Linked DNA regions of Mus musculus: region 2 is linked to region 1. The links are chromatin loops, found by intact Hi-C in ENCODE. Cell type or tissue: left cerebral cortex. All regions are shown on one strand. Each heading gives the region's core, and the rest is flanking DNA. Links, peaks and the distances in the headings are about the cores only.

Evidence for each region. Hi-C counts contacts between places; a loop is a spot of excess contacts. Peaks named below come from ENCODE experiments on the same cell type or tissue, not always from the same donor. Only the 100,000 strongest peaks of a DNase experiment are listed, where the experiment ranks them.
Region 2: a loop joins it to region 1, with 2.0 times the contacts of the local background. A loop is called at or near these places in 2 of 42 quality-filtered maps.

Annotation. Positions count from the first base shown.
Region 1 is chr12:65,383,796-65,399,051 of GRCm38, reverse strand. No RefSeq gene overlaps it. Among named protein-coding and RNA genes, the nearest start is that of Gm25599, 140 kb to the left of the region's middle. In left cerebral cortex, for the core only: no CTCF peak of the experiment used is centred there; a DNase peak (open chromatin) is centred at 8,557; H3K27ac peaks cover 358 bases.
Region 2 is chr12:65,186,292-65,201,547 of GRCm38, reverse strand. It overlaps Gm31063 (a long non-coding RNA gene), which reads left to right. Exons shown (of 3, transcript XR_001780620.1): 2 at 4,655-4,716; 3 at 10,819-10,935. Among named protein-coding and RNA genes, the nearest start is that of Gm31063, 8.6 kb to the left of the region's middle. In left cerebral cortex, for the core only: no CTCF peak of the experiment used is centred there; a DNase peak (open chromatin) is centred at 7,253; H3K27ac peaks cover 1,038 bases.

The DNA.
Region 1 (15,256 bases), core at 4,173-12,172:
GGGGTGTTTTGGGGGGTATTTTTGTTCTTGTCTTGGCACTTTTATTTGAAGTTTTTTTCATACAATATTTTCATCATATTTTTCTGCTTCTCCAACTCCTCCCTGATCTTCCGCACCTCCCTAACCAGTCATTTTTCAATCCAGCTAGTGCTACCCACATGGACATAGATGTAGGAACATGTACTAACATTCTACAAAGTTTATAGAAAAATCTTTATGATTTTAATTTTACAGTTCTTTTTTTAGTTCTTTTAATTATGTAACAGTTATGGAATTTTTCTGGTAGTTACTAAAACAGCATCGGTCTGCTGGATGCTGAACTAACAATTCTCATGTTGTCCACACTGCTGAGCACACCATGCATTGGCAATAAAGAAAACTATACCAACTGGTGAAGTAAGTGAGCTAGAAGAATGTTCTTTATTTTATGTTTAGGTATAAATTGATGGGAAATGACAACTTGTCTGTCCAATATTGAATTCATGTTGAAGTTGGTCTTCAACTCATAATTTCTGGTTGCACAACCACACAAAGCATTTTGTCTACACAATGAGCCCTTCTAGAGTTTTACTTTCACGTGTCCAGAAAAAAAAATTCTTCGAATGGAAGCCAAAAAAAGGACTTTTCTGTTGAAGAAAGTGATTATATATTGAGTATAAATTCTAGTCGTTATTCCTTCTTAGAAAATTATACCCATACTGTTCTTCAGATACCAGCAATAGGTATTAGGTGGCAATTAAACTTCATGAAGTTAAGGAAAGCAATGGTAGCTTCTAAAATATGAGAAATATGATTAGGCCTCCTTTAGCTACCACTACCATGTATGGCACCCTAGGGAGGAGTGGGGCCACAGAGCCTCCCCTCTGATCCGATATGGGTTGTTGAGAGGCTCAGTCTTGTTCTGGTCTTATGCAGGGAACCACAGTTTCTGTGAGTTCGGAAGTCCAGCGACATCCAAGTCACAAGAATACAGATTTCAGCACCTCTCATCCTCTGTCTCTGGCATTTTCTGCCCCTACTTTCCAATGAAAATATTTGTCAACTATGAAATTAGTGTCAGGGCCACCATGCTTTGCCTTACTTCTCTCTTACTATTTAATGTTCTTGTTTTGAAATTTGATTTCTTAAATTCTCCATTTCTCAAGCACTCAATGTAAGTAAAGTTATATTTCAAGATAGAATAAGGATCAGAGAAAAACTTTTGGTTCTCAGAGCACCTCCCATTTTTTCACTCGGTAAACTTCATAATGACTCTACCTACAACTTAGAAGTATTATGGAACCATTATTTTATGTGTGGTAATTAAAAATTAAAATGTGATTAACATTAGTGAAAATATACAGATGTGTTTTATAAATTCACCAAATAACTTATCTAAGATACTGTTAATAAAAACAAACACATTAACTAAAATGTTCATTAGAACTAGACAAAAAAATTAAGGATTCCATATTCTGCTTTCAAAATTCTAAGTATAGAATTAGAAGCCACATGCGTCTTTTGCCATTGTCTTTCACTGTTTCACAGAAACAACAGACATAGGTAGACAAAAGTCCAGGGTTGGTGGGGAGATTCAGTGGGTAAAGCACTTGCCGAGCCTGATCATTTGAGTCCAAACCCAGGAAATCATGTAAAGGTGAAAAGAGAGAACCAACTCCACAATGTTGTCTTCACACATAGCATATACACATGCAAAAATAATATTAATAATAAAAAATGCCTGCTGGAAAAGATTGGCTCAGCAGTTAAGAGCACTTGCCACTCTTACAAAGAGTTTGAATTCAGTTCCTAACTGCATGTTGGACAGTTCAGTCACCTATAACTCCAAGAGATCAAGAGATCTATTGTCATCTTATGGCCTCCTCGGGTAACACACATGCGCGCGTGCACGCACACACACACACACCATACTATACATACACACATAAAAATAATGAAATAAATATTTTTAACTATTTTTTAAAATAAATAAAATTTAAAAGTTGTTCATGCTGCAGAAATGCATTTGATGGATTAATGTTGCCGATGTCCCACAATTCCTCACTGGTTAATATAAAAATCCTAATATTCTGGGTTCAAAGAATCCCTCATTCAGCCTAACATAAAATTCAGAAGAGGCAAATGGCTTTCAAAGCATGGTCCTATGGTTGCTTCATCACCCCCCCAAAAAAAAAACTGAAAATGAAAACACAAGCATTAGCATATAACTATTGAGTCAAAAACTAAGGCTTGGTGTAGAACCCAAAAGAATCTGTACTTATCAGTCTCTTTGAGAGACCCTGACCATGCTAAGGTTTGAAAATAATTATGCTAAGATGAAGGGACACACACACACACACACACAGTACTCTTCCACAAAACTTTAGCTTTTCAGTCTTACCTGGTCAAGACTCTGTCTCAGTGTCATTTCCTTCATAGTCCTAATTTTCCATCTATTAGAGTTGAAACAGGAAAGACATCAAGGTCTCGTGGATTTAAGGCTTGGTTCCCAGAGTGGTGGTATTGGAGCTTGGTCGGAACTTTAAGAAGAAGAAGAACCTAGTGGGAATCTTCAATTCACTGAGAACATACCTTCTAAGGGCATCTTGGGACCTCAGTTTCTGCTGTCTCTTTTACTTCTGGGCCATAAGAGTAAATGATTTCAGTCTGTCATATTTTCCCATGACTTGGGCCACCATGGGTCCCAAGTCAACAAGAACAGCTCCTCATGATAAAAACCTCCTAAATAAGCTTTTGCTCTTTATGGCTCTGAGAGGGTTGTCTCAGAAATTGTTACAGTGGAGGAAAGATGACTGTCACTCCATCTTTTCCTTACTCCTAGACATAGGCTTCTTTATGGCCTCCAAGTCTAAACCTTGAGAAGTAGCAGTAATGGAGTTCTTCACACAAACATGCCTCTGTCTCCCTCTTCTTCTACCCTGGGTGTCAGAAAAGACTCGCAAATTGTCCTATTTGTTGCAACCAATTCCAGCATAGAAGCTACAAATGCTCTCTAGATTTGTGAATCTAAGAAAGTCCAACAATAACCCACCTGAAAGGAAAAGTTAAGCAAACTTATACTTTCCAAGAAAAATTTCTTATACCATGGAAGAAAATGCTTTAGGCTTATTCTTTAAGTCTGGGAACATTACTCTGCTAGGCAAAGATGAACAAATGTGAGAGCCCAAGACAACAGATAAAAACTTCTTTTCCAGCATATTTACTCTGAAATTCTATCATCCCCAAACAGTAATAATACGATTATTTAAATCTATCAAATACTTTATAAATACTTATTTTATATTTTCCAAATAAATGTTTGACATTGAACAACCAGCTAATTGAATAATTTCCTAATCAACAGTAATGACTCGTATTCAATATACAACCCACAAAGAAAAATAGTTATTTGAATGTAAAAGCAGAAACCCCCAGGGCTTTGGTTTGAATGAGTACTGCCCACGTGAATATGTACTTGAAAGTGTGGCCTGTGTGAGGTACTTGAGATTAGGTGAAGTCATAAAGATAGGGTCCCCATGGTGGTATTATGGGCTTTACAAGAAAAAAAGAAAGAAAGACCTGGAGCTGTGTGTTTGCCCTCTTCTGCCATATACAAAATGTCACAATGTTAGGGAACAGAGAGAAGATTAAAAACAGACAGCAGAGTATGCAGTTTGAGCACGAAGATACTATGGCTTCTTCATGGAGGATTTAGTAAATAATAAAATGTTTAAATAAAACCATTAGAATACATTGCACAGTGTAGAAAACTGCTGCTGCTGATACAGTTACTGCTAAGGAATTCACTCATCAACTACAAACACAGCCAGGTCATTCATCAAGAGTACCAAGCTGGTCTTTGCCTGGGAACCTTTCCCACTAAATCAATAGTGCTGTTTTGTAACGGATGGTTCCCTTCACAATAACAAATAGAATTTTTTACTTTAAAATTTTAGTTTATTTCTTTGTGTGACCATTAAGATAATTATAAGAAAATATAATCTATTTTTTACTTATAAAGCAATCCTGTATCCACTTTCTGAGTGAGAGAAACTTGGGGATTTTTTTTTAAAAAGAACACTAAAGTCAACTCAAGAAGGCATGCAAATGAAGAATGATAATGTTTAATTAAGTGAAATAGAAAAATAATCAAAGTTCATTATAATCAGTAATTTATATTTCTTCTGCACCCAAACTTTTGCCACAATTTAATAATTAATAAAATTAAAGTGAATGAAAGAATAGAATTTAAAAACACTAAGTGCATTCTTATTCTAGTATATAAGAAATGGACAAAGGGTAGCAGTGGGAAACAATTAGTGTAGTATCTGTCCCAACAATACGACCATACTCAACAAGCCATGCTGTTTGTCTTTCAACAATACTCCTGAAGTATAGAACAGACTTTTGCTTAAAATACTGTAAAGCCTGGTGTTTGTTTGTTTGGTTGGTTTGGTTTGGTTTTTTTGCCAAAGAGTTATAAACCTGAGTGCAGGCACTTGAGAAAGTACAGACACTGTGATTTCTGGCAATTCATCCACTGTCATTTTCATATTATCAAATTCTGCTTTATCTCAAGAGGCCTGGAGCATAGACTGCCTTCAAGAGGAGCTGGGGAGATGGCTCAGTGGAGAAAGAACTGCTTGCATAAACGTGAGGACTTGAATCCAAATCCCTAGACATCAAATAAAAGCCAGACTTGATCCTGCCCCTCTATAATCCCAGGGCTCCTACCAAGGGATGGAAGATAGAAGGAAGAGACCATTTCCTCCCAGCATCAGAGGACTGATGGCACAGAGACATTATTTGTGGCCATTCACCTTTGTGATCTCCATTAATTGTAAAATAAAATCTACATAAGACCACACATGCCACTTCAGCCTCCTAGGGACCTTCATTCTATTTTCTTCAAAAACTTTGCTAATGGGCTCTTAATGACTACTAGAATTTTTTAAATAGAGACTTTTAAAATGAAGCTGTTCCAAATGAAATCGGTCTAGCTATCTAGAATAATTCATTATTCATAGCAGTGTAATAACAGCAGGAAAGCTCTGCCAAGCTTCTTGAAAGCTAGCCAGAAGTTTAGCAGGTAAGTGTTCCTTTTAGTCAGCCATCGATACAGGTGTTAGAGTTTCTGGAAGCTTTGTTCTCTGAGGAAAAACATTTCATGGCATCTGAGAGAGCAACAGGCAACCATAATGAGCCTGAGACCAGATGCCAGCCAGAATCTCAGGCCAGCTGCTGCCTCCTTCTGATTCCAAACAAAGCCCTTCCCTCTGAGAGCACCGCTCCCTGGTGGAGGGACTGCGGTCATGAAAAACTGTGGAAAGTCACTTCTGGTACTGCTTAAACATCCTACTGGGTTGTAGCAAGGGTGAGTGACAGGGTCTTGGGAGAGCTTGGGGTTTGTCAAAACTTTGAGAGTAGACAAATCTGAGAAGTTGGTGATGTTGAAGAGTTTAGGAAAACATCATTGTTGTAAGAAGTTTCTTGGGACCTCAGTTATGTTTTATCCCTCCATGAGAGTGCCCTAAGGTAAACGTACTCCACACCAGAAAAGCAAACAAGCAAGCTAGAAGCTCATTTCTGTTACACACCAGCTATGTGGTCTTGGGCTTTTTACATATCCCTTTCCTATTATTGATGGAAATAGAACCTATGTCACTGGGTGACTGTGATGATCAATTGAGCTAACTCTATAAAGTTCTTAGTATGATATTTAAAATGTACCAATGTGCAACAAATGGCAGTGGTGTTGCTTTTGACAGCAATGTAACACTGTTAGGACAAAGAGGTAAACCTGCTTCTCCACACAAAAGGAGGGCTGAGATAAGAACCTCAAACTACATTTGTTATTGTTCCACCAAAAGAGTACCACCAAAAAAGTCCACGCCCAGTGGTATTTAAAAGGACATATGACTACAGAGGCTCCAGCCGTCCTGGTGTGTGTAAGTGATGAGAAACAAAATCAACAAAGCAAGATGTGTGGAAGGAAGTGGGAAACAAAGACCCAGCACTGGCTTCTCAATAGCCTTCTGGTTCTATCAACTTTCCTCGGACCTCTTCCTGCTATTGCTCATTAGCCCACAGACTGATTCAAGTCTTAGGGTTAAGACAAAAATAGAGGATGCAACATTCTAGCTGCCCAGCAAAGATTGAGTTTCTATAAATGTAATATAGACAGCTGGATTTGGTGGGAAATTAGCAGACAATCCCACATGTGCTCTATCTTTCTTACCCATCACATAACTGCTGTGGAACAGGAATGAGCTTCCAGTTTGATTGTTTATAGATGATCCATCCATCTGTGTTGTTATTTGTCTCTCTGTGGAGAGAGAGAGAGAGAGAGAGAGAGAGAGAGAGAGAGAGAGAGAGAGGTGAGGTGTATTTGTTAGGGTTTTATTGCTGTGAACAGACACCATGACCAAGGCAACTCTTATAAGAACAACATTTAATTGGGGTTAGCTTATAGGTTCAGTAGTTCAGTCCATTATCATCAAGCCGGGAACATGGCAGCATCCTGATAGGCAAGGTGAGGAAGGAGCTAAGAGTTCAACATCTTCATCTGAAAGCTACTAGCAGAATATTGGCTTCTAGGCAGCTAGGATGAGGGTCTTAAAGCCCACACCCTCAGTGACATACCTACTCCAACAAGGCCACACGTACTCCAAAAAGGTCCCACCTTCTAATAGTGTCATTCCCTGGGCCGAGCATATACAAACCATAACATGAGAGAAATAGTCTAAATAGAAATATGAGGCAGAAACGTAAGCCTAACAACAATTCCATAGGTAATATTTGACATCTGCTTTTTGACATAGCTGCCCTCCCGCCCACAGCCAGAACTCACTCTCTGGCTGTGCCCACTGCAGCCCCTCATGCTCTTTATTCCCTGTCCACCACACGGCTCTGCCCCTTCACCTCAGCAGAAAAGTCAGGTCCTCATATCTTCCCTCAACTGTTGTGATCCCCTCCATCTTTCTGCTTCAGAACGGCCCTTCTGCCACCCATTTGCCACACAGAAATGACTCAATGTGTTTCACTTGTTCTCTGGACAACTTCCCATCACACTCTGAGAAAGGACCTTGCAGTTTGCCCTGCATGACCTCAGGCCGTCAGTATCTCTTAAGTCTCTCTGACCACTCCTTACTTTGCTCATGAGCCCCGCACACAAAGTCCTCCCCAGGAAAAGGTACCATTCCTCTTTCTCCTCCGTTGTTTTCCCTCTGACAACAGTTCTTCCCTAGTTATCGAAGCAGGGTCTGCGCAATTTCCAGATCAGTGAAACATTCCTCAGACACCATAGCAGCGCTTTCCCTCCATCTTCCCATCCATCCTCCTGCTGTCTTTTCACCTTGACTCCGATGCACTCAGTATCACAGACACGGGCCACTTATCTGTTACCTCTCTCTCCATTAGAATACAAATATAGGCTCTGGAGAGGATCGGCTGCTGTCTGTGCTGCAAAACATACTTGTTCACTAAGTATTTGCTATGTAAATTGTAGGAGAGCTTTTTCTCATACAAAGCACCTTAGCTAGTATTTGCAAATCTTCAGAATTTCTGTGGTGGTTTGAATAGGAATGGCTTCCACTGGGTTATATATTTGAATGCTTGGTCATTATAGAATGAAGTCACTGCTTAACAAGGATTGTTGGAGTAGGTGTGGCTTGGTTGGAGGAAGTGTGTCACTGGGGGGTGGGTTTGGAGGTTTCAAATGCTCAAGCCAGGCCTGGGCTCTCTTCTTGATGCCTGCAGACCCATATCTAGGACTCTCGGTTACTTTGACTACAGCATGCCTGCCTGGAAGTTGCCATTCTTCCCACCATGATGATAAAAACTAAACCTCTACATTGTAAGCCAGCCTTAAATATTTTCTTTTATAAGAGTTTCCATGGTCATGTCTCTTCACAGCAATAGAACATCAACTAAGACAAGACCAATCTACATCAAGTGGCTTCTTGAACTATTTTTCAAAGCCAAAAATGTTTCTTCTTTGAAAAAAAAATGTCCTGGCAGCCCTTAAGTTTTTAAGGCAGGAGAGAGGTCTTAACGTTTAGGAGGACTGCTGCTCTTACAGAGGACCTAAGTCCAGTCCCTAGCATCCAAATGGCTGCTCACAACCATCTGTAATTGCAGTCTCAGGAAATCTGATGTCCCCTTCTGGCTCCTAAGGCACCAGGCTTGCATATGATACACGTGATATTCCTATGATTCACATATGTAGACCTCATCCGTGTGCCATTGTGGAGGCCATGAAAGTATAGTGCTCAGGTTCCCCCTGAAGTAAGAACATGGGACAAGGGGCTTAAGTTAGCTGACAACCTTCACTTCAGAATCTACCTCAACATTCTCTAGGAAGGATCTTTTCGCAGCCTGTAAGCAAACATGGCGTGACTACTGTGTGCCCCTGTGCAACATCGGACTCCTCTGAGGGACAACAGTTGCTGTGGCATTGCTGTTGTCTTGGCTGAAATTTGCTCAGCACAGCAGTGTGCTGTGAAGCTCCTCCACCCTGTCCTTCCCTGCTCTCCTCACAGATGGTGCCTTTGCAGGATTCCCTGTGGGCTTCCGAGTCCTCCGCTTTTATCTGCCTCAGACATTTACATAGCAAATCTCCTGTGCTTCAAATTCTGAGTAACTTCTGTTCAGAGGATCCAGTCTGATAATTTTTCAGACATTTCACTTGGAAACATGACAGTGAGCTCGCACTCAATATGTTCAAAATAAACTCAAAGAGGATCTCGTGGAACATGGTCCACGATAATGTAGATCATCGTATTGGAGTCCTTGGAGACTAAGACTTTAAGGAGGGGAAAATGACACAAAGGCGTATTCAAAGCCCTGTGCATGTCCCCGTTCATGATTGATTAAGAATAGCAGCATCCCAAAACCAGGACCCCTCTGAAAAGACTGAATTCCTTGAGTGATTAAATTAATTGATTATCAAAGACAGCATTAGATTTTTGTGCAAAAGCTCCAGGTTTTGGGAGTTTGTTTAGCTTAGTTTTTATTTTGTTTTTGTCTTTCATTTTTGTTTTTGTTTTCTTTTTTTTATTGGATATTTTCTTCATTTACATTTCAAATGCTATCCCAAAAGTCTCCTTTTTCATGTGGATCAGTTATCTAGGTGTCCAAGTGGAGACATGCACTAATTTGGGCAAGTGTAATAGACATGTGTGGGAATCTGTGTAGAGACCAGAACTTGGTGTTCCTCTCCCTTGTGGGAATCTGTGTAGAGACCAGAACTTGGTGTTCCTCTCCCTCAATCACTCTCTACCCCCTTCTTATTTTGAGAGAGGATCTCTCACTGAAGTTGGAGCTAATCAATTCAGCTAATTAGCCTGTGAGCTCCAGGGATCCGCCTGCCACTCAGCCCTGTTGTGTACATGCTGGGGTATACGAACTCAAACCCCCCTGCTTCAGTTGTTCTTTAACAATTGAGGCATGTCTCCAGCCCAGAAAATAACCACTTTAGAAAACAATGTCTTGGAGTAATTTTTCACCCTGGAGTTTACTAAAAAACTGCAGTGGGAAATTAAGTTGTAAAGACTCAATTTGGGTGGACTGGGGCTATGGCTGGCCAGTGAGAATGCTTGCTAAGCATGCCTGAGGCCCAGGCCTTGATCTCCAGCATAGCAAAAGTAAAACAATATAAAACTAAACTAAACTAAAGTGATTCGGGAGCTTGGGCAGTAGTCGCTCAGTGGTAGAGGTCCTGTCTGAGATACTTGAGGCCCTAGGTTCAATCCCCTGTAGTAAAGGGGAAACTGAGGTCCAGTCTAACTTAGACATTTGCCTAGATATTTATTTAAGTAAAATAAAATAATGGTAATGTTTACATTTTTGTTGACTTAAGCATTTCTTCTCTATTTTAATCCAAACTTCATTACATACGTCGTAAATGATGTAAACTGTCAGGGGCCTAACCCAGCTTGTTGTTCCGCAGGCTGAACTGTGTGCTGTGTTTGATCAAGTTACTCTTTAAACAGGACTGACATTTCCTGCTTGATGTCTTACCTTTGTTTACAGGCTTAAAAGAGAATCTGTGACGCTGGCTCATGCCATGCCGCAGTGGAGCACTGTTTCTCAGTGAAGGCTTTTTTAATGGGCACATCTGTGTAAGATGTTTCACGAACTGTTCTAGTGAGGAGGCACGGTGTGTTTCCCTGCTGAGGTGAAACCTTCTTTCCTTCAAATGTGAATTTTTCCTGGGTACTGCATTTTGAGGATCACAAAATGTCTGTCAAGAGAAGATATGTCAATTCTGCAGGTCCTCAGAAAAATATACAAAGCAGGCTTCAGTAGACACTCTTAACGTCAACACAAGGAACTCAGCTAATTTTAGAAATAGCCACAGTTTAAAAAAAAAAAGTATGGGTATGTGACTAGAAGTATTTCATAGGGCTACATAATTTTTAAAAGGCCAGATACTATTTTTAAAAATTATTTCTTAAAAACTGGAAAAGGCAGAACTACACAGAAAAGAAGTCAAACCCTTCCTGTGCCATCTCGCTGATGTCTTAGTCTTACCATGAGCTGCTGACATACATTATCACTGATGTGGAGAGACAGTTTCCAAAGCAGCACAACATGATTCTGCTGCAACCTCGTCTTTTTTTTTCTATCAAAAATTTATTATTGAATTTCAAGAAGCAGTACAGAAAATTTTCATGGCATAAAATTATTACCATATAAATCACATATAATGAATTTTTTTTAAGATGGCTTTCACTCGGATCTCAGGCTTCCTTAATGGATACAACTCTCTGAAAGACAAGAAAATGTAGGTGCTCCGTGCAGGAGATAAATGATATTAGAAACGTAAATTACCCAAAGGAATGGAAAAATAGTGTTGTTCGTTCTTACAGCTGTACTTTCCATTCTGGAAAAAGACAAAGACTCCATAGAATAATGTTCCTGACAAGAAAATGAGGTGATGGGTCATGATGGACTGGGGCCAGAAGGATAGACGTGAGCAGTGGAGAGTATTCCTGGCATGAGGTTGAGGGTGTCCTGTCTTCAACTCGTGTGTGTGTGTGTGTGTGTGTGTGTAACTATATTCATTTTGCTACTGCCAGGAATTTTTTGTTAGTTAAAAGTGGATCAGGTTGCCTGGTAGTAGTGATGCATGGTTTTAATCCCAGAACTTGAAAGGCAGAAGCAGATGGATCTCTGGTCCAGGATAGCCAGGGCTACACAGAGAAATTGGGTCTCCAAAAAACAGTCAGGTTCAAACCATTGCTTCTTCTACTAAAAGTCACCATGGAAAAGCTAAACTAAAGAAACATAAGAACACCTGTAGTACTGTAGGGTGCTCTTCCTTAGGTTCTTTTAATTAGCATGCAAAGCAACAGGTTTTGTTATGACATTCTCACACTTACCGTGTGTGTGTGTGTGTGTGTGTGTGTGTGTGTGTGTGTGTGTGTGTCTGTCTGTCTGTCTATCTGTCTGTCTGTCTGTCTGTGTCTGTGTCTGTGTGTGTGTGTGTGTGTGTGTGTGTGTGTGTGTGTGTGTGTGTGTGTGAGTATGTGTTGTACACAGTCATGTGCTGATGAGCTCATCTGAGTACACATAGAAACCAGAGGCAGACTTGAAGTAAGTTACTCTATTGATTTCCACCTCTTTATGAGGCAGGGTCTCTAACTAAAGATAAGCTTGCTATTTTGCCTAGACTGGCTAACAAGCAGGCCCCTGGATCTGCTTGTCCCTATAAGTCCCCAGAACTGGAGTTATAGCCACACCCTGCCATGCCTGGATTTTACATGAGTACCAGATATCTAATCTTAGGCCCTCATGCTCACATGGCAAGCACTTTGCCCATTGAGTGATCTCCCCACACAGCCCTGCATTCTTTGCTCTTGTTCCTGCTCCTTTCTCTCACACACCCCAACCACCCCCACTCTCTACTGCTTTCTATCTCCCCCAGGCAACCAGACACACACACACACACACACACACACACACACTCATACTACAACCACCACCTCCCATTTCTCCACCCCATACCCTGACTTTAGCCCCATTAAAAAGGGACCGAATAGGAAAATAATATGAAGGTTGAAGCAAGGTTGGTTTTAACCTGTATAAGAGCAGAAGCATTCTCCAAAAAGTGATAGCAATAAAAACTTTGATTAAAAAATATATATTTCTTGAGATAATTATGAGAGTTTCCTAACAAATCATTCCATTTTTTTAAATTCCCACAAGCTGAAGTGAATACATATAGGATGCAGTACTTATATCTAGTGCACAAGAAGCCTTCAATAATGTTAAACATCACTGCTACAGGAAGCATAGCTTGAATCAGTTCTTCGAAAATACCAATCTGTTTTCAGAAGATGAAAACTTCTTGTGAAGGGGGGCTGTGTTTTGGGAATTATGAAAAAAGAATCAGCATGTTCCTGCACTAGTCTGTCCTCAGCAGGAGTAATCTACAAAATAGATTCTGTACTTTAAACAAAAGGTCCAACATCCCACGTTGGCCTTTCTCCCTTGTCTGTAATTTGTCAGGTGTGTGTGTGAGTATTTACAGAGCTTCAGGAGAAGGTGATGGTAGACTCCATCAGAAGACTTTTCAGGGCTTCAGGAGAGTTCACCTCAGGCTGAAGTGGGATGGCAGAGCATGAGTGTTAGAAGAGTGATAAAAACAGCTGGCTGGAGTCCTGAGCTGGCTTGGGGGAGAGCCAGAGAAGACCAATCAGAAGCAGACTGAGTCTCTCCATTTTACTTGCAAAGATCTGGGGCTCTCCTTAGGAAGATTTTGCTAATAGAACTTAGCTATCATGAGGAAGCTAAGCCTGATGCTCATACAGTAAGCCATGTTATCAACTGTAAGAACAATATTAAAGACATGCAATTTTCCCTTAAAAGGGGAAATGACACATAAGCAAAACAGGTGCAAGAGAGGAGATACAGAAAAAAGCCTTGGCCCCAGGATGAGATTTGAGAAGCAAACTTGTTTTACCCTCTGCTAGACAAGAAATTTCAACCTCTGTTCATCTGTATATGAAAAGTGTCGCTCATGTTAATGAAAAAGTATAACATAAAAAGACAAAATTCTAGGCCTTTAGGCCCAGGCTTGAGAATGTGACCTTTGTGACTCAATGCTCCAAGGCATGCTAATCATAAAACAGATAGCAACATTCCTCCACCCACCCGCTTCCTGGGTTCAGGGAGTGTTCATTCAAAGAAAGTCACCCTGACCCACCCTGACCATTGCTGGAACCCGATATGCAAATGTGCTATTGTTAGAGGCTCATAGAAAACTGTCTTGACTTTCCACTTCCTCATGACTCTTAACTGGTATTTTTGGTATTTTCCAACAATGTCCTCCCCACCCCCTTGAGTTGTGGTTTCTTCCTTTAAAAACCCCCTTACCCAGCTATTGGGGAGCCACAGTCCTCTACCCATGCGTGGTGTATGACTGTGGGCCCCAGAGTGCTCTTGGAATAAAAAGTCCTCTTGCAATTTGCATCAAGGCCGTTTCTCGTGAGTGACTTGGCAAGTCGCCTCTCCTGAGTCAGAAGGTGGGGGAGTCCTCATGTTGTAGGTCTTTCACTATAACCTACTGAAGGCCTCTAGCAGGAAAGAAAGCAGTCCCAAAAGATATATGCTCAAATAATCGTAAACAGAAAAAAAAAAAAATAGAAACTTTGCAAATATGTTGGGTCCTCATCCTAAATGTACTGTAGGCTCTTAATCCAGTGACTTCCTTATATGTATAGCAAAAAGGAAGGTACAGAGATACCATATTAGCCTGTTTTATTGCTCTAGTGAAATACCTGAATCTGTAAAGTTTTTTTTAAAAGAAGGTTTATGTAGTTCACAGTAATAAAAGCTGGAAATCCAAATGATCCAGCTCCATTGGTCCAGCCTCTGGCAAGGACTCCCTTAAATGGGTCAAAACATGGCCAACAGCAACATGAACAGAGATTATGAGACAGAGAGTGATCATAAAGAAAGGCAAGAAGTCAGTGCCCAGTGTTGATCTTCCATAAAATCTCAAGACTGTCAAGGGCTACAATCTCACAAGAACTTTACTAGTGCTGGCCTGGTGCACTCTTTCAGACCAAATTACCTTCTAAACATCTCCCATCTAAAGAGTTCCACCATCTACCGCTGGTACCTTGGAAATCAAGATTCCAGAATATAAACCCCATGAGACACAATATACCCATGCTTATACCATAGCAGACACACAAAAAGACTATTATATGAAGGTCAATGCAGAATTTACAGCTAATAGCCAAAGAACACAAATAATTGACCCTACCCACTTGGAGAAGAGCCTAGAACAAAATCTCCTCAGATCCTTCAGAATGATCTAACCCTGAAAACAGCCTACCTTGGGAGTCTGACCTCCACAAGGTGAGACAATAAACAAACAAGTCTGTTTCTGTCAGCTACTTAACTTAGCTTGTGCTCTCATAGAAACATCTACACAAAGAGGGCAGAGCAGCTGAAAGATCCTGACAGAATGTAAAAGGTCACAGAAGCCCTGAAATTGGCAAAATAGATTTCATTGTTAGCAGAACTAGCTTCACTGATTTAGAAAAATAGAGGTACACAATGCTCTGGCCACTCCTTGAACCCATGTGTCTGATAGAGTCAGAAAATCTCCCCAGCAACCACAGCTAGGCCAATCCGGAGTTGCTACACCTGCACCAGACTCTTTCCTTGTACCCCTCCCATATTCATTTCTTGAGAATAGACATTGTTTAGATCTGGAAATCCCCTACTCCCCCCTTCTCCTCCCCCCCCCCCAGGGCCTATAAAAACTGAGACCCCCTTTTCCCTCAGGGTTGACTCCTCTACCCCTGCGTGGGATATGAGTCATCCCCAGAGCTCTAGCTTTCCCCGGAATAAAGCCTCATGTGGTTTGCATCAAGCTTGGTCTCCCATGAGTTCTTGGGTGTCCGCTATTGTCCAGAGACCTGAGCAAGGGGCTCCTCACGGAGTCTTTCACAGCCAATAGCAGCCACCAATTCTAATTAACTTTTATGTTCATCTCTTCTCAAAAGGTTACAATTTCTTTTGGAGTATGATGATGAAATTTATATTGGCTGAGGTGGGTAGACTGCTTCTATTATCTGAAGTCATAAACAGGGTGATAGCTTTGAGTAGCAAACAACAAAACTAGCTCGGACTAGTGTAAACAAGAAAGTAAAAATGCTGCAGAAGCACGTAGGAGTTTTAGGAGCACATAGTCAGGTTCTCAGAGCAGCTAGCCATAAAATGTCAGATTCAGACTCCAAACAGTGCAGCTGGATTTTAG
Region 2 (15,256 bases), core at 3,352-11,351, 200 kb after region 1:
AAAAGTTGCATATTAACAAAATCTAGAAAGACACAAAAGACTAAGTCATGTTTCCTAAGAAATCAACAAAGCCAGCGCATTACCAGCTTATAGTTATTGCTAATTTCACCCCACATATCTATTATCACAAGCAGTTTTATTGCAAAGTAATACTACCACTAATACTGGTATCTAATAAGACATGTTTAATTTTTAATTATATTGGGTTATTAAACTTCATTCTTAGCAAATGAGCAGAATATTCTACTTTATCTACAAATTTATATTTTTTTCATGAGTTGTCACATGAAATACTGTAAAGAGAGCAGTCTAATGCAATTTGTATATAATGTTTTTTAGTAGATTACTTTAAAGAAAAGAAAATCCTGTATATTAGTATTAGCATAAGGATGTCTAGGAATCATAGCCTGCTAATGGTGGCCAATGGCTTAGAACAGTAATTATTAAGTTTGATCACTAGAGAATCTTTTAAATGGGATCCAGCATGACTTGTGATTTTAATATTTTCTTGTATTCAAATACCTGCATTTTACAAAGCAGTAGGATCACTCATTTTCTCCCTCCTAAGACATAAATAGCCAAGACAACTGTGGTGGTTCTAATAAAAAATGGTTCCCATAGGCTCATATACTTATATGCTTAGTCCCTGTAACCATGGATGGGCCTTTCTATGCTCACCCTTGGTCTGGACAATCACATGGAGACTTATTTTTATTTATAAGCTTTCGGCCTTTATGATAGGCTTATTTCCAGTGAGTTTGTAACTCACTTATCCCATTTATACTATTCTAAGTTCTGCCACATGGCTGATTACTTTCTTTCAGTTTCATAGGTCCTACTTCCTCTGGATGGCAAATCTTCTATGCCCCTCTCTTTCCTAGAGCTACTCTGTCTGCAAGCCCCACCTTACTATTCTGCCTTTTGCTATAGGCCATAGACTTTTTCATTTTAAGCCATCAGAAGTTGCCTTGGACAGGCAAGGAAGGACAGAGATATGCCTTCACACAGTGTAGGATTAATCTGTGTGTCCACGTTGGAGGATGTGTATTGCTGGGATATGGGCTTTGAAGTTCCGAAGCTTACACCAGTGTTTCTTTCTGTTCCCGATGCCTGTGGATCAGGATGTAAAGCTCTCACCTACTGCTCCAACACCTGCCTGCCTGCATGCTACCATGCTCACTGCCATGGTGATAATAGACTCGCCCTCTGAAACTATAAGCAAACCCCCAATCAACTACTTTATTTTATAAGAGTTGTCTTGGTCATGGGATCACTTTATAGCAATAGAAATAAGACTGCAACTTAACAAAAGAAAGAGTGTATTGTGGGCTTGAAGTTTCAAAGGGTGAGTTATCATCATTGCACAGAGCATGGCAGCATGCATGCAAGACATGGTGCTGGAGCAGTAGTTGAGGTCTTACATCCTGATCTATAAGCACAAAGCAGAGAGAATGCTAGCTAGGGATAATTTGGGGTTTTGAGATCTCAGTATCCAATCCTAGTGACATACCTCCACCAACAAGGCTATACCTCTTAATTCTTCCCAAACAGTTCCACCAACAAAGACTTATAATTCGTAAACATGCAGAGAATAAGAGACTTTAAGGCACTCAACCCTAAATGGATGTCTATATCATACACTTCCCCTCAAAGCTCAGAGATCTTCATGGAATAGTGGGTGGAAAGATTTTAAGAGCCAGAAGTGATAGATGCCTTCTAAAAAAAAAAATGTCTTCTGGACACAGCAGGTCAGATGCTCATATATACTCACAGACATTGTGACAGCATGCATAAAACCTGCATAAACTCTACCCAGACCAACCAGAATGAGAGTGGAGAGAAAGTCTGAAGTTCCAGACCTATCTAAGGAGCTATTGGCATTTGATAGCTACTGGAAGAGAGGGAGGCAGTTTTCTTTAATGCTGTGACGTCTGGTATATGGACCACACTCCAGGGCAAGCCCCGTATGCAAGAACAGTTGACCAAAAGTAAACTGGACTCAATTGATTTGATAGAGTGTATTATTTAATTCCTTAGTAGAGGTCAAAGTCTTAAATTTAATAATTGAAAGATTTAAAACACAAATACCTCTTTATCTCAGGATCATTTACAGTAGATTCTCTTTATATTCAGATCATTTATAGTAGATTAATTACTAAACAAATGTATATTGAGTGGTATAGAGGCAATGAGATGTTTGAAAAGGAGAAATTAAGCCAGGAGTGGTGGCACACGCCTCTAATCCCAGCACTCGGGAGGCAGAGGCAGGTGGATTTCTGAGTTCAAGGCCAGCCTGGTCTACAAAGTGAGTTCTAGGACAGCCAGGGCTACACAGAGAAACCCTGTCTTGAAAAAAAAAAGAAGAAGAAGAAGAAAAGTTGTAAGCTTTTACATACTTTAGCACTTTGGCTTGATGGGAACTAATGATAACTGTATAATAGTTTTGAAGGGCCTTAACCATCCATTAGATAAAACTGTATAATGGAAATGAGTAAAGTAGAATTCTACAGCCAACTGTTTTTATTGTTGTATAGTAATAGCCTGAAGAATAGCTGGTTAGATGCCACTGGGATCAAAATTGCCAGCCCCACCCATTATTTAGTTAATGATGTTTTAGTTTCGTTTTGTTTTTTCAGTTATGTGATCTTCTATCCCAGGTTGTCCTGGAAGTTGCTGTGTAGTTCAAGCTGGCCTCAAACTTTCAATCCTCTGTCTCTGTTCCCCTAGTGCTGGGATTACAGGTATGAGCCAGCACCTGGATGACTATAGTAATAGAGGGAACCTTATAATCAATGATGAAACAAAGAACAAAAGTATTAATAACTTGTGTGTATGTGTGTTTATGTGTGTGTTTATGTATGAAACAGAGTCTCATTCTATAGCTCAGGCTGGTCTAGAACTCAACTCATGGGAATGAATATGAATATATGAATTATATGATATATATGACATATATAACATATTTTCTAGCTAGCCTGAAACTCCATTTATCCTCCTCCCTCAACATCCCAAATGAGAATGCAGGCATAAGGTTCTGCAGATGATAAAAATAACATTTTGAAGAAGGGGATATTCACCCATTAATACACACAACCAAAAATGTGGAAAGAAGAAGAAAATAGTGGAACTTTTGCACTATCTTAAACACAATCTGTTATGTCCAAGCTGAGGGCATTGTCTGTGGGGAAATGTGGTGGATGGACCTTTTTTAAAATTGGAGTTGCTTTGTGTGTTCTGTTGTAAATGGATGTGTGAATGAGAATATTCAGAAATATATAAAACTACACAAGGGAAAAAAGAAACACAGAAATATGTAAAACTTGGGTTTGCATTATTAATCTGTAACTACATTCTCAGAGAGTGAGAGAAAAAATTCTTTATTTCTTTGTATTTTCAATACAATTGACCCCCTTTTCTCCTCATTTGGTGCATTCTAATGAATATCCCTTTACTGCAAATACTTACTGTATCAGCTACCTTTCTCATTGCTGTGATACAATGGCTGACAGAGGTAACCTGCAGCAGGAAGGGTTTATTTTGGTTTGTGGTTTGAGGAGATAAAGTTGGTCCCGGAGAGGAAGGTGAGGTTGAGGTAACGTGAAGCAGCGGGTCCTAGTGAATCTGTGGTCAGTGGATAAAGCAAGATGAACACTGGTGCTCACCTGACTAGATTTTTCTTTTTATTCAATGTGGGACCCCAGTCTGTGAGATGGTGCCACCCATGGTCAGTGTGGATTTTCCCTTCCATCTGCAAGTTAAAGCCCTCTGGAAACCCTCTTACAGGAATACTGAGGCATTCCTGTTAACATAGCGTCTCGCTGAGTGATCAAATGGACACCCTGCGTCAATCACCTCTTCCTTTCTACTTACAGGCTGATGTTTAGCCACAAGTGCCTGGGCAAACAGTTTTGTTCAACTCCCTTAGTGAGATTATTTCTCATTTTCATTGTATTCCTCCCTGACTCCAAGTACTTATCTGTAGTCACTGTTGCTCACACCATGATGTCCGCTAAGATGATCATTAACTAAAGGAGAAGGTATTAGACAGAGGATATTTTCCATAAGATTCTAGACACATAGCTTACAGGTCTTTGCATGAGTACTTGAACTGTTTATGATACTGAATCACCCCTAAGGAAATGTGCCCATTTCCGATAATTCTCTTACCATAGTATCCCAACACTGTCATCCTCTGTTAAGGCCGCTGAAGCTTCCCAAAATAGATAAAAATTTTTATAGGCAGTGATCTTTTACCCAGTTAAAGATACAATTATAGACTTGAGAGACAGCTCAGGGGTTAAGAGTACTAGCTGCTCTTGCAGAGGACTCAGGTTCAATGTTTAGCACCTATATTAAACAGCACAATCCTGAGAGTCACAGAGGCTTAGACTAACTGTAGGTCCAGGGGATCCAATGCCTTTTTCTGGATTCTTCAAGCACCTTGCTCACATGCAGGCCAAACTCACATAAAGTTAAAGTCCTTGAAAAATACTCTTTAAATTTTTGTAAAGAAATTTACTTTTAGAAAAAACTTTTTAGAAAAAGAGATGCAATCAAACCTGCCCATTTATCTCTTTTTCAATTTAATACATTTTACATTCTCTCAACTATATCTCAAACTATGTGGCTTCAACTTACTCTCTTTTTCTCCTAGATATACTCCAATTGGCCAGTAATTTTCCCATTTGTCGGCCAGAATGAAGCACAATCAATCAGGTAAGTTTTATAGGTCAGAGAGGATACGCCTTCCTTTGTGACTGAACCCAGCACTGCATTGCAAGCTTGGGGCTTGGTACTGAAAAGGTTCATAGCATCATGGTCCCAATGTGCTTTACATTTAAAGTCCATGATACCCCCTCAAATGTTTTCTATGTGCTATGGGATATACCAGCATGGTGGCTGTTATTGGATCATTTTTAGAAATGTGAGGACCTAAGACCTGAAGAGATGGCTCTGCAGTTAAGAGCACTTGCTGCTCTTGCAGAGGATCCAAGTGGATCCAAGCCACATCAGGTGGCTTACAACCAGAGTATCCACATGTAGACAAGCAGAGACACACACATATATGTAAGAAAAAAATGAGTAAGTGTTAACGCAGCACTTTATGTTGGGAAGTTTAGGTGGTTTGTTGTTGTTGTTTTTGTTTTGTTTTGTTTTGTTTTTTTAGTTTTTTTCGAGACAGGGTTTCTCTGTGTAGCCCTGGCTGTCCTGGAACTCACTCTGTAGACCAGGCTGGCCTCAAACTCAGAAATCCACCTGCCTCTGCCTCTGCCTCTGCCTCTGCCTCTGCCTCTGCCTCTGCCTCTGCCTCTGCCTCTGCCTCTGCCTCTCTGCCTCTGCCTCTCTGCCTCTGCCTCTCTGCCTCTGCCTCTCTGCCTCTGCCTCTCTGCCTCTGCCTCTCTGCCTCTGCCTCTCTGCCTCTGCCTCTCTGCCTCTGCCTCTCTGCCTCTGCCTCTCTGCCTCTGCCTCTCTGCCTCTGCCTCTGCCTCTGCCTCTGCCTCTCTGCCTCTGCCTCTGCCTCTGCCTCTGCCTCTGCCTCTGCCTCTGCCTCTGCCTCTGCCTCTGCCTCTGCCTCTGCCTCTGCCTCTGCCTCTGCCTCTGCCTCTGCCTCTGCCTCTGCCTCTGCCTCTGCCTCTCTGCCTCTCTGCCTCTGCCTCTGCCTCTGCCTCTCTGCCTCTGCCTCTCTGCCTCTGCCTCTCTGCCTCTGCCTCTGCCTCTGCCTCTGCCTCTCTGCCTCTGCCTCTCTGCCTCTGCCTCTGCCTCTGCCTCTGCCTCTCTGCCTCTGCCTCTCTGCCTCTGCCTCTGCCTCTCTGCCTCTGCCTCTGCCTCCGAAGTGCTGGGATTAAAGGCGTGTGCCACCACTGACTGGTTTAGTTTCTTTAAATTTGACCTTTCACCTTTCACTTCACCGAACCAGGACGATGAAAATATTGATTCCACCATTCAACCTATTATTCATCTTTACCTATCTTCCCATTTTCAAATTTAATGGGCCTATTATTTTAGTAAACAATTTTCAAATGTTTGTTTCAACATTTCAAAGGCATACTACTAGAGCTATACCTTGGCACTGTCTGACACAGCCACCAAGCCAGTTTCAAGTTTAATTTTTATACTTTTAAGTGGAGTATACCTTGAAAGCATGTGTGTATTTTACTGTGGAAAAAATTTAAATACCAGAACACTTGATAGTCGATATAATTAATTTTTAAAGATGAAGTAAGATGCTGGAATGTGGGGCAAGTTTTCCCACAGGAGGGTTCAGCTGTTGTTTTGTTCAGAGCCCTGTGCTGATGACAGCATCACCACCTAGGTTCTCACTTGTCCCTTTCCACACTGGTGAAGGAGTCGAGTTTGTTTTTTTTTTAAGATCTATTTATTTATTTTATGTAAGTATAGTGTAGCTGACTTTAGACACAACAGAAGTGGGTATCGAATCTCATTACGGATGGTTGTGAGCCACCATGTGGTTGCTGGGATTTGAACTCAGGACCTCGAGAAGAGCAGTCAGTGCTCTTAACCGCTGAGCCATCTCTCCAGCCCTGACTGAGTGGTTTTGATGATTTTAAAGTATTATCTTGACTGAGACTTCTTGGGGGCAGGGTATGATCTGCTGAATTCTTTGAAACATGAGCTCAGTACAGACTCTGTTACATGCAAACATGTGCAGCAAACAGCTCAATAGGTAGAATTCACACACAGGTTCCAGAGAGCCATGGAGGCCAATAGAGATACAGAATTCACATTGTTTCCTGCTTTCTATATGCTTTAGAAAATTTTACAGCCTACATATCTGTAAAGGTAAATTAATCTTGAACTTAGGATATGGTTGTGTGGCTCAATTGGCTTTCTTCTGAATGAGTGGATTTAAAACAATGAACATACGCAGTACTGTGATTCCATGCACGGATAATCTTTATGTCAACAGAAATACTGTTTTCTTTACAATAAAATGGTGACTAGATGGGCTTATCTAGTGGAAACTGGTCCTAGCAACCACAGCCCCAGACATCAAAGTGGCATCACCTCAGGACACGTAAAATCAGGACAAAGTCTGAGCTTCTCGGTTGTAGGTTGATGTTTTTGGCATGCACAAGCACCTAAGATCATGCTCAGAATTCATTTCAGAATGAGCAATTTTATTACCATTCTTACAACACCCCCATGCCCCTGATTCTCCCCTAGAATCTACAGCCCTGACTCAGTGACAACAAGGTGACTCACAAGCTGCAGCTTTATTTTTAGTGCACGGCATAATCCCGAGACAGAGCCACAGATGTTTAGAGACAAAAAAAGAAGAAGAAAAACAAAACTGGTAACACAGAAATAATAGTTCTTTGGACTTTAAAGAGACTGTCTCTTTCTTTCTGAATCTTAATGCATGTCATCAAGGCATGGGGCACACTCTGGAGAAGCTATGTTCTCTCAGCACTTTTTCTGATGCCCTTTGAAGTGTGACAAAAGGCACAAATGCAAAGGAAAAATGCTGCATCCATCACATTGGTGAGCCAGGTTAGCAGTCGACCACACAGGCTGTGTGTGAGACTGATTCACAGGAGAAAAGGGAACTGCAAGTGGCGCTTTTCCAGCTCAAACAAGCTTTTTCTTTTCTTTCTTTCTTCTTAAATCAGAGATGACATTGTACTCCAGTCATGCTGAACCATAAACATGTCAAAAGTGGATTTCCAATATCACTGTTCGAGTAGTTGCCCATTTAGGATAGATAGATTAGAGATAGAGATAGAGATAGAGATAGAGATAGAGATAGAGATAGAGATAGAGATAGAGATAGAGATAGAGATAGAGATAGAGAGATAGAGACAGAGACAGAGATAGAGACACACACATACATATCACAAATGGTGTGTGTGTCTATATATGTATATATGGGATATATAAATATACATATATATATGTGCATATATATATGGGATATGTATATAAATATTCCCAGTAATTAATCCTCCTCCCCACCTCTGTGTGTTATATGATGAGGAACATGAACATGAGTGTGAGATACACCCACTCACAGGTATACAGAGGCCACTGAAGATTGATAGATGACCTTTTCTATTGCTCTCTGCTTTACTGCCTTGAGATAGGTTCTTACTCTCAGATGGAAATGGCTAGGCCGGCTGGTCTACAAGCTCTCAGGATCTACCTGTCTTCACTACTCAATGCTGTGGTTGTTTGTAGGCAGCCGTACCCTCTGTAAATCTGGGGATTCCAATTCAGGTTCTCACACTTACAGAGCAAGTCCCTTATGCACAGGTTAATTTCCACAGCCCCTTTTGTGCTTCCTATTGGCTTTAGAAAGTGTTATAGCCAAAGTCTCCGTCAAGGTAAATGAATCCGGAACTTAGAATATGGTTGTAGGGTTCAGTTTGGTTTTCCTCTGAATAAGTGAATTTAAAATAATAAGATCATGATTTTATACACCAATTGTTCACCTTTATGTCAACAAAAATCCTGGCTTTTCTTGACAGTAGGAGAGGGACTAAATGGGCTTATCTAGTGGAAATTGGTCCAAGCAATCACAGCCTCAGACATCAAAGTGACAACACCTCAGGACACCCTAGGACATGACTTGACAGAAGTGACTGCAGTGTGATTCAGAAGAACCCTGTAATGGCCAGAAATGAGTGACTGATTTAATGTATTGGTCCACCAACAGGGAACTCGCGTGTTACACACAGCTAAAGCACTTGAACACACACACATACACAAACTTTTATTTTATTATTTTTTAAAGATTTATTTATTTATTATATGTAAGTACATTGTAGCTGTCTTCAGACACCCCAGAAGAGGGCATCAGATCTCATTACGGATGGTTGTGAGCCACCATGTGGTTGCTGGGATTTGAACTCGGGACTTTCAGAAGAGCAGTCAGTACTCTTAACCACTGAGCCATCTCTCTAGCCCACATACAAATTTTTAAATGCTTGTGCTTGCTATATATTATTAAAGGGCATTTGAATATTTTTACTTGAATCATAGTACTTTGGTACCAAAGCATAGTTTATAAGCCAGTGGCACTGGCCTCTCTTGGGCAGGGGTATAGCTCAGCGGCAATGTGTTTACTGAGCCTGTTAACCCCTAACCATAAAAGACAAAGTAAATAAGATACGTTCATTAAAATCCAGGATCGTAATCCTTCCCCCCAAACCTGTTTTTTGTTTGTTGTTTTGTTTGTTTGTTTGTAGCCTTGACAGTTCTGAAATTCCATCTGTAGACTGGTTGATCTTGAACTCACAGAAATCCACCTGCCTCTGCCTCCCAAGTGCAGGGATTAAAGGCCCGTGTTACCACCCCAAGCGAAAATCTGCATTCTTTTGTTTGTTTGTTTGTTTGGTTTTGGTTTGGGGGGGGGGGTTGGGGGTTTTTGGTTTGTTTTGTTGTGGGGGAGGGGTTTTTTGTTTGTTTGGTTGGTTGGTTTTTTGAGACAGGGTTTCTCTGTCCAGTCCTGGCAGTCCTGGCACTCACTCTGTAGACCAAGCTGGCCTCAAACTCAGAAATCTGCCTGCCTCTGCCTCCCAAGTCCTGGGATTACAGGCATGCGCCACCACCGCCCGGCCAAAATCTGCATTCTTAACAAAATGCAAAGTAGCCCATATTCACACTAAAGTTTGAGAGCTATGGTCAAGGCAGACTGAAAGTGATTTCTAGCTCCAATTTTCCATAGGCAGAATGCCCCATTCTTCTTCAAATACCTAAAGCACCATTGATAATAGATCCAGTATTGAGGTTTGTGTTTTGCTTAAATTATCTGGAATTAAAAAAAAAAAAACTTGCAAGTTGTCAAATAATGAACAAATAACTGGCTGTGGTGGCAAGTACGGAAGGAATATACAAGTAATGGACCAGGAGAAAATGTTTTGTCTCTTCTAAAACTACAAATGATGCTACAAAACAAGGCAAAATGAAACAACTACTCAGAGATTAAAGAAGCACTTCTGAGAAAAAAGTCATTATACCAAAACGAAGTCTCATTTGAAATGGGAAATAGAATTGTTCCAGACATGAGGACCTGATGGTGTCATAGGGCACTTCGTCCTTCTGTCTTGCCCTGATTACATGCTGTGCCTATGGGCATGTCTGCTCCTAAGCAACCTAACACAAGGAACCCCATCCATACTGTGTATAAAATTCTGCAATCTCTCCAAGTCATCACAGAGTAGAGTTTTAATAGGTATACTGGAGTGCAGTTAATACAGTCACAAGAAGAAAGAAAAGGGCTCCCCAAACTGACTCAGCAACTCTTATGGCACAAGCCCTATGACCTGAGTTCAGTCACTAAAACTCAAGGTGGAAGGACAGAACTGACCCACAAAAGTTGTCCTTGACCTCAACATGCATGCCACGGCATGTGTGTATCAGCACAAACACAACCACCATGACTGCCACCACCACCAATAATATTAATCATGATAAATTAATAAACCTGTGTGAAGAGCAGATGAAGTCCTGAGTGAATGGACACTATTGCCATGGGCACAGCCGTGTTAAGGATCCCAGGGCTTCGAACCCATGAGACTGGCAAAAATCCTCGCTGGGTAGATGTGTAATGAGTAGACATGTACATACTCCTGGGTTACCAACACCAGAGTCAAAGCAGTAAATATATCCATTGCCTCTGGAAGTTTCCTTGTGTCCCTTTATGAGTTTTGTTCTCTTTCATGGCTAGAATACAGAGTGTGAGATTCACACTCTTAAATTTTTGCAGCATGAAGAATTGAACCTAGCACCTCATAAATGCAACACAAGTCTTAATATTAGCATTAAGATACATCCCTGGTTCCTCTTTCCCTTTTTTAGACATGGTGTCTCTAAGCTGCCCAGGACGGACTTGAATTCACTCTCTGGACGATATAACCCTTTAATTTGCTACCCTCCTGCTTCAGTCTCTCAAATAGCTGGATTTACAGGACTGTGCCACAGGTGGGTCCTCTTGACAAATATTTAAGTGTATATTACTACATAGAAATCATGATAAATATTGGCCTTCCCAGAACTCAAAAGTCAGAGGCAAGAGGATCATGGCTAGTTTGAGGTCAGGTTGATCTAGTCTGAAGGTTTTGGGGCAGCCAGAGGTACATGTGAGACCCTATTTAAAAAATAGAACAAAACAAACAACAGCAACAACGCACACACAGAGTAGATGAAAAATGCATGTGACAGCACATGCTTGTAACACTAGTGCCAAGGCCAGAGGACCCGTGATCACAGCCACCCCCATTGGACAGAGGACCCGTGATCACAGCCACCCCCATTGGACAGTTGCATTGTAATTTGGAGGCCAGCCTGAGTTATAGGAAATCCTGTCTTTAAACAATAAAAATGGTGTACAGCAGGCCTCAAGAATATATTTTTCATTACCAAAAGCAAGCAATAATTCCCCCACTTCCTATCTGTCATACACCAGGCCCTAGCAACCATTTTCTTTTAAGTGTGGAAGTCCATTCTTTCTAGGTTTAAACCTTCCAGATTCCTTCAGGAGTTGCCTAGGGCTTTCCAGGCTCAAATTCTTATACTTCCACATCTCCAGCCACATAACCATTTCACAGTGCCAGCTGACATTGGAGAGACTTTAGGTCACTTTCTTCTTTTGAGTTCTCATCCTTCAAGTCTCAGGTTTCTGTTACCTGGTGCATCATTCCTTTGTCATCTGTTTAACCAAAGCAATATCATATACTTGGTCTACTCTGCCTTATGATAGCCCCTAGATCACCGCTGTGCTCAGTTCCTTGAGGAAAGAAATGTTGAATCTCTGTAATCCTAGTGCAAAACTACTGCATTGCCAAATAACTATCATATTTTCTACATTTCTTCATTCTCTGATTTGTTTAAAATTAATTTCTTGATTAGCAAAACTTCACTTGACAAGAAGTGGGTGCCTTCCCTTTCATCTTCTCTCGTGCCCTCCCCACTCCCAAATCCTTTACATTTGAATAACATCTCGGGTTGTTTTTATTTTCTTGTTCCTAGGACCAAAGTCCTGACAGAAAGCAACTTGAGATGAAGGGTTTACTTTCTCTTACAGTACAAGGTATACAGTCCTACACAGTGGGGAAGACAAGGCAGCAGGGGTCATGGGGTAGCTGGTCACATTACCTCTATGGACTAAGGAAGTGGGGTGACTCACTTCCTCCTCTAGGGAGGCCCCACCTCCTAAGACTTCCGTATCTTCCAAAACTATGCAACCAGCTAGTGACCAAATGTTCAAACACATGGGCCTCATAAAGGGTACACATTCAAGCCACAAGAGAGGGTGCAGTCTTTTGTCTAAGAAAAGTAGGCATCTGCATTTCTTCCAAAACTAAGTGTTTCTGCAGAAGTCTGATAAAATCAGAGATGGGCAGGAAGATCAAGAGTTGAAGGCCATCCTATGCTACACAGTGAGATCCTGTCTCACCAGACCAACAATTAAAAAGGTTCTCATGAGAACTAGACTTGTTCTCCTGTTTTAAAGTACTTTCCCCTCTTCCTGATAGATAAATAATTCTCTCTTGTTAATACTCAGCAACACATTTCGATGTTGGTAATCTAGTATAAATGTTTCCGATTGGATGCATGTACGTTTTTACTAAGGACATTTTCTAGTATGTATCTTTGAATACTTCCCCTTGCCATTGTCTTTGGAACCGCAATTGTTTTGTCAATTATCCATGTCTACCAACCTCTTATAATTGCTTTCATTTACACTTCACTTTCATTTAGTTATAATATGAATTTCTTCCACCACATTAATTTGAAGCTAACTATGTCTCATCTATTCTTTATTTTCTAATATATTTCTGTATTACATCTGCTTAGGATTCCCTGAACTACTAGCACTTGCCTTTGTGTGTGTGTGTGTGGGTGGGTGGGTGGGGGGATAAGATGGTGGCTGGTAGTGTTTTATTTTGAGACACAGTTGTCCTAATGTGCTCTTCTGTTGCTGTGATAAACACCATGACCAAAAGCAGTGTGGTGAGGAAAGGGATTTTGCCTACTAGTTACACTCCATTGCCAGGGAAGCCAAGGGAGGGGCTCAAGGCAGAGAGCACAAGAGCTATGTTATTTGCTGACACAGTTCCCTTTGGACTGCTCAGCTACCTTCTTACACAGCACAGGCCTATCCACCGAGGACAGCGTCACCCACAGTGGGTTGGCTGTCCTACATCAGTTAGCAATTAAACTGCCTCGTAGACACGGCACAGGTCAGTCTGATCTGAGCAGTCCTTCTGCTGGTTACCTCTTCTCATTTGCTTCACTGACCGTTTATATGAGCATTCTTCCACCGTGAGCATCACTCACAGGGAACTTCCACTACTGAAATTATAGATTTCTACAGAATTTTTTTTTACATCTTATATGTGCATACAGTTGGCAATATTGTTCAGATGTTGTGCATTTTAACATGGTGAACTCAAAGTCATGTTTCTTTTTTATTTCCACAGACTTCCATAAAGGGAATAGCAGAAGATTTAACCTTATGTCTACAACAAGAAGAAATTAATACCTGATACTTTCAAATATTGCTACGTATGAACGCTGTGTTAAGCCCTTTAAGTTGATTTACTGAAATTCAATCACGGTAGGCACTGCCATGAAGAGGCTAGCTAAACAGGCTCTAGGGCAAACTATGTGGGTTTTAACCTGTGTATTTGGTCAATAAATTATTTGTTCTCTGCATACACTAGTTTTATAATCTCTAAAACGAGAGCAATAAGGTCCTTTAATCTTATTAATGGGAAGAGCGACTAAAACAGCGTACACATACATATAAGATACTGTGTGTCAGAGAAATGAATGAATCTTCTCAAAATAAAACTTTTAAATATCACAGTGTATTTTCGGTTTCAATTCACTTGATTCTAAAGTTGTGAATTGGTGCCTTTCTCATTCTTTTAAACAAGTGCAGCTGTTGCATGCAAAGATGTAACTTGCAAACAGCAGCAATTCTTTAGCTCAGGTGCCCCAGAGAAACTGAAAGACAATGCTTGCCATCTAGTGGAAACCGGTTAAACTTCAGTGGCTCCGCTGATTTCTTGAATTAATACAAACTGGCACTTGGATTAAAAATGAACATTGTACAATCCTTGTGCTGAGCTTCCTTCACATACCTGGTGTAAATTTATCAGAGAAAAAATGTTGTGTAGTAAAGAAAAACAACAATAACCTTGAATTTTTCTCTTATTATAAGAGAGTATGTATATCATGGTATTCACAAGCCAGGATTAAAACTTCGTTCCAGGAAATGATACATAATTGAAAAGACATCTACTTGCTTCAGAGTTGTTGGAGGTCCAAGAATATAAATAGAATCCTGGGTCTAGGTTGCTTTCTGATTTTAAGGCTCATTTCTTTGTTTCTACAAATTAGCTTCCTTTTCTTCACACTTATATATCTGTAGATAAAAGTATTTTCATAAAGTTCTGTCCTAATTTATCTTTCAAAGAAAGATTTCATTTTATTGTCCAAACCATCCTGAGTCTGAGGAGAAGGCTCAGTGTGATAAAATGCTTGCTGTTCAGGCACCAAAAACTGAGTCCCCGAGCATCCAAGTAGCACATTTGTACCACCCCAGTGTAGGGATGCAGGTGGCTCCTGGGGCCTTGCTGCCTAGCCAGTGTAGAGAAAATGGTTGAGTTTAAGGTGGGGTGAAGGAATCTTTTAAAATATACAGTGGAGGAGCTGCAGAGATGGCTCAGCAGTTAAGAGTACTTGCTGCTGTTGCAGAGGATCTGGGTTCAATAGCGAATACCCACATTGTGGCTCACAACCATCTGTAACTCCAGTTCCAGGGGTTCTGACACCCTCTTCTGGGGTCTGTGGGTAGCACACACACACACACACACACACACACACACTGTACTTACACACACTTCCTGCTAAGTGGCTCCAACCTTAGCTCCTGACTCTAGGGCAGCAGCAGGCCCTGGAAGAGGCCTTCAGTCTGTCTTGCTCCAGCTTCCCCTTGGAGAGTTTCAACTCTTTGCCCCCCTCTCACCCCCAGAGCCCCACAGTTAGTGCCCATACACAGACCAGCACATGCAAAAGTGATAGCTTTTCCTGGTTGTCAAGTTGACTGGAATTAACTAAAACCCAAGTGTCTGGCTGCACCTGTGTGTTTGTTTTTTGTTTTGTTTTGTTGTTTTTTAATTAAATCCTTTGAAGTGGGAAGGCTTACTTTTAATTTGCATTTTTGAAGTGGGAAGATCCACCTTTAATCTGAACCACACCTTCTGTGGGCAGCCTGTATAAAGGACAC